Linked DNA regions of Homo sapiens: region 1 is linked to region 2. Evidence: chromatin loops called from intact Hi-C (ENCODE). Cell type or tissue: endothelial cell of umbilical vein. All regions are shown on one strand.

What was found. Peaks named below come from ENCODE experiments on the same cell type or tissue, not always from the same donor. Only the 100,000 strongest peaks of a DNase experiment are listed, where the experiment ranks them.
Region 1: it touches region 2 in a loop (12-fold over the local background); 4 of 110 quality-filtered maps call a loop at or near these places.

The regions. Positions count from the first base shown.
Region 1 is chr19:13,427,222-13,429,721 of GRCh38, reverse strand. The region is part of intron 3 of CACNA1A (calcium voltage-gated channel subunit alpha1 A); the gene reads left to right. Among named protein-coding and RNA genes, the nearest start is that of CACNA1A, 78 kb to the left of the region's middle. In endothelial cell of umbilical vein, a CTCF peak has its summit at 1,143 (motif pointing right); no DNase peak of the experiment used is centred here; H3K27ac peaks cover 854 bases.
Region 2 is chr19:13,588,308-13,590,807 of GRCh38, reverse strand. No RefSeq gene overlaps it. Among named protein-coding and RNA genes, the nearest start is that of CACNA1A, 83 kb to the right of the region's middle. RefSeq lists silencers at 1,235-1,464, 1,374-1,483. In endothelial cell of umbilical vein, a CTCF peak has its summit at 1,390 (motif pointing right); a DNase peak (open chromatin) is centred at 1,387.

The DNA of each region.
Region 1 (2,500 bases), 160 kb after region 2:
CACTTGGCTTCCACCTTTTGGCTATTGTAAATAATGCTGCTGTAAACCTGTGTGTACAAATAGCTGAGTCCCTGCTTTCAATTCTTTTGGATATAGACCCAGAAGTGGAATTTTTTTTAAATCAAGATTTGACCCACTGGGGCCCTTAGAGGTCTCATTGGCTCTGAAGCTTTTTTTTTTTTTTTTTTTTGGACGCTTTGAAACTAAAAATAGGAGTGAGGGGCACAGTGAGGGGGGCACACATCTCTCGTGTCAGCGTTTTTTAAAAACACCCCGGGAGGAAGATGTGTGAAATCCCTCCCTTCCCCCCGCTCCCACCCCCTCCAAGATCTCAAAATACCTCTTGTTTTAGGAAGCGGCTGTGACATCAGGCAGGCAGCGTGTGGCATCTGAGACACAATATCGCAAGTGGCTGGGAGCCCAGAGAAACCAGGACAGGCGTGCTGGGGATGTGGACTAGAGATGGAGCTAATTTTAGTGGCTGAAGAGGCTGCAAGAAGAGAGAGAAAGAGGGGTGTGTGTGTGTGTGTGTGTGTGTGTGTGTGTGTGTGTGTACGCACAGTGATAGAGGCTGGAGGGGGAGAAATGACAGATAAATCAGCTTGGGCAAAGAAAGCTAATGGGCAGAGGAGCGAGACCCAGCTCAGAAGGTGGTCAGCAAATCTAAAGATGTGTGCCCGAGGGTCAAGGTGGTGGGGGGATTCATAGGCAAGTGGTAGAGAGGCTATTCCATTTGCAGAGGCTCTCTCTGTTTGAGGCGTGATTCACCTGTGCCGTCCTCAAGGCCATTCTGAGAACACCACTGTTGTTTTCCTCCTTTTATGAGTAGGGAAACTGAGGCATTGAACTGCTTCTATTCTTCAGTAAGAAGCAGGGGGAACATATGGTAGAAGCAAAGAAATACAAACATGAGGGCTCTCGGGGTCTACGTGATTGGCTGTGACATCCATGAGAGCGGATCGCAGGTTGAAGGAAACACTGGTGGCAGAAAGTAGCTGAACATTTGGATTTGGGAATCCCAGTGGACGTGGCGAAAATTCTGGCTTTTCCCTTCACAGGCTGCGGGGCCACTCTGACCTGCGGTTTCCTTATCTGTGAAATGGAACGATGCCACCTGTCTCAGCGTTGTTTTGAGGATGCGAGGAGATGATCCGTGTAATATGCCCACTAGGGGGCCTGCTCCAGGGTAGATTCTCAGCAAATGGTAGTCATGGTTTTTGTTACATTTGGGGATATTGGCAGGTAAAAAGGAAATACTTCATTCATTCCAAAATTGCTCACTGAGGTTCTACTATGTGCTAGGCCCTGATGACACATCGGTCAACAAGACAGGCCTGCTTTCTGCCCTTGTAAAACTTCAGTTCAACTGCATTGCACTCATCAGCCTAATAATCCAGGTAAATTGTGATGAGAATAACAACTAGCATTTACTATGAGCCCTTTACAAATATTAACCCATTTAATCTTCTAAAGAGCCTATAAGATAAGAGCTCTTGCCCTGCGCAGTGGCTCACGCCTATAATCCCAGCACGTCGTGAGGCCAAGGCAGGTGGATCACCTGAGGTCAGGAGTTCAAGAATAGCCTGACCAACAGGGTGAAACCCTGTCTCTGCTAATAATACAAAAATTAGCCAGGCATGGTGGCAGGTGCCTGTAATCCCAGCTACTTGGCTGAGGTAGGAGAATCGCTTGAACCCAGGAGGCGGAGGTTGCAGTGAGTCGAGATCACTCCACTGCACTCCAAGAGTGAAACTCTGTCACACACACAAAAAAAAACAACCTGTTATTATCCACATTTTACCTATGAGGAAACCGATGCCCAGAGAGGTTAAGTAACTGTCCAAAGGTCACACAGCTACGGAGTGGTAGAGCTGGGATTCAGACCCAGGAGTGTGATCCCAGAGTGTGTGTGTATGTTTGTTTGTTTGTTTGTTTGTTTGTTTGTTTTTACCACTGTGTTTTCCTGCTTCTGCAATAGAAGTAATCACCAGTAACACTGAGCAGTTGTTATGTGCCATGCCCTTAACACACATCTCCTTGGATCTTTGGAAAGAATCCTAAAAGGGTTGTTTTTCATGATCCACATTTTATGGAGAGAGAGAGATCAAAGCATAGAGAGAGGAAGTAACTTGCCCAAGATCCTGCAGCTGAAGACTCTAGGGTTGCAAATTTGGGACGGCCCTGGACCCTGCATTCCAGCTTCTAGCAGCTCATAGGGGGAACTCTTTATTTATTTATTTATTTATTTATTTATTTATTTATTTATTTTGAGATGGAGTTTCGCTCTTCTTGCCCAGCCTGGAATGCAATGGCATGATCTCGGCTCACTGCAACCTCCGCCTCCTGGGTTCAAGTGATTCTCCTGCCTCAGCCTCCTGAGTAGCTGAGATTACAGGCATATGCCACCACGCCTGGCTAATTTAATTTTTTTTAGTAGAGACGGGGTTTCTCCATGTTGGTCAGGCTGGTCTCGAACTCCTGACCTCAGGTGATCCGCCCA
Region 2 (2,500 bases):
GGGCAACATAGTGAGGCATCTCCACAAAAAACAAAAAAATATTAGCCAGGCATGGTGGTGTGCGCCTGTGGTCCCAGCTACTTGGGAGGCTGAGGTGGGAGGATCCTTTGATCCTGGGAGGTCAAGGCTGCAGTGAGCCATGATCGTGCCACCGCACTCCAGCCTGGGCAACAGAGTGAGACCCTGTCTCATAAATAAATAAATAAATAAATAAGATAAAAATAAAATAAAATGCAGCCCTACTCGTGCTTATTCCCTGCCCCGCTTAATTTTCCCCACTAGCACTCATAACCAGATCCTATGTGTTACATATGGGGCTTCCTCCCTCGTTGACTGTACTGGGACCTGTAGTCCTAGCTACTCAGGAGGCCAAGGCAGGAGGATCCTGTGAGCCCAGGAGTTTGAGACCATCCTGGACAGCATGGCAAGATTCCATCTTTACAAAAATTAGCTGGGCATGGTGATGCGTACCTGTAGTCCCAGCTACTCAGGAGGCTGAGGTGGGAGGACTGCTTGAGCCTGGGAGTTGAAGGTTGCAATGAGCTATGATTGCACCACTGCACTCCAGCCTGGGCAACAGAGAGAGATCCTATCTCTAAATAAATAAATAGAATTGAAAAAAAATAAAATGCAACCCCTACTTATGTTGGTTCCCTGCCCCGCTTAATTTTCCCCACTAGCACTCACGACCAGCTCATATGTGTTACGCATCGGCTTTCTCCCTTGTTGCTGCCATATTTGCTCTGTGAGCTCCACGTGGGCCGGTCTGGTGTCACCCAGGCTGGTGTGCAGGGGCGAGATCTCGGCTCACTGCAACCTCAGCCTCCCGGGTTCAAGCGATTCTCCTGCCTCAGCCTCCGGAGTAGCTGGGACTACAGGTGCGCGCCACCACGCCCAGCTAATTTTTGTATTTTTTAGTAGAGACGGGGTTTCATTTACCATGTTGGCCAGGTTGGTCTCGAACTCCTGACCTCAGGTTATCCACCTACCTTGGCCTCCCAAAATGCTGGGATTACAGGCGTGAGCTACCACGCCCGACCCGTTCATTAATTTTTGTTGTCGTATAATAAAAAGAAGGATAATTCTTGATAGGTGAAAGTTGTATGCCGTTCAAAATTTGGTGTCCATAAAGTTTTATTGGAACACAGCCTTTTCTATTTGTGCTGATGTTGTCTGTGGCTCCTTTTGTGTTACAACGGCAGAGCTGTCTCTGGGACAGAGACTGTCTAGCCCTCAGAGCCGGAAGCATTTCATCTGAGGTCCTTTATCGAAGAGGTTTTTGGACCCCTGAGCTGGAACAGCGCCTGACACACACTGTGCTCAAAAAGCAGCCTGCGCGGGTCTCCCCTGCGTTCACCCACTGTCGCCCGCCGCTGCTAAGACTGGCCACCAGGTGGCGCCATGGCTCCCCAGCCTGGCAGGCGCCGGGCAGCAGAGCGCTCAGCTCGCTCTCCGGAGTACCCACCTCCCTGCCGCTTCCTTTCTGCCTGTTCCGAGAAATGGAAGTCAGCCCCAAATCAATAATTGAATTCCCATCATGTGATAACTAATCATTACATATATGGCTATTGCTTTTTCATGCACAAAGGGCTTGGTAAAGACCAACTGGGGCGGCAGGGGCGGACTCGGGGCTTTGCAGGGCTCCCTGAGGTCTGATGGGTTACAAGCAGGTCCTGAGGTCAAGTGTGGGGCTTACCTGGCTTCAATCTGGGGTGTGGTTGAGTGCCCCGGCCAGGGTTCAAATCCCAACTCTGCCACTTGCTGACTGATTCTGGGGAGGAGGGTTCCTTTCCCTTTCGGTGCCTCAGTTTCCCTCTCTGTCAAATGGGGAAAACAATAGCACCCATCTCTGGGGCTCTTACAAAGATTAAGTTCACTGCATTATTACATAGAAAGCATTTAGAACAGTGCAGCCACATAGTAAGTACTTGGTAATAGTTTTCTGTTTCTGTAGCGGGTATGCCATTAAGCATTTTGAGGCCTCAGTTTACACAGTTAAAAAAAAAAAAAAGAGGCTGGGCACGGTGGCTCACGCCTGTAATCCCAGCACTTTGGGAGGCTGAGGTGGGAGGATCGATTGAGCCCCGGAATTCAAGGTCAGCCTGTGCAACATAGGGAGACCTCGTCTCTACGAAAAATGCTCACGTAATTAAAAAAAAAAAAAAAATTAGCCAGGTGTAGTGGTGCCCAACTGTAGTCCCAGCTACTCGGGAGGGTGAGATGGGAGGATTGCTTGAGCCCAGGAGTTCAAGGCTGCAGTGAGTGATGATCACACCACTGCACTCCAGCCTGGGTGACAGAGTGAGACCCTGTCTTGGAAAAAAAAAAAAAAAAAGAAAGAAAAGCAGGTTGTTTTGTTTAGACATCACAATTAAACTGCAACCTAACCTTTAAAAAAGAACCTACTTAGAAATCAGAGCTCTCTTTCTCTTCTTCTTCTTTTTATTTACTTATTTTTTTGAGCAGGAGTCTTGCTCTGTTGTCCAGGCTGGAGTGCAGT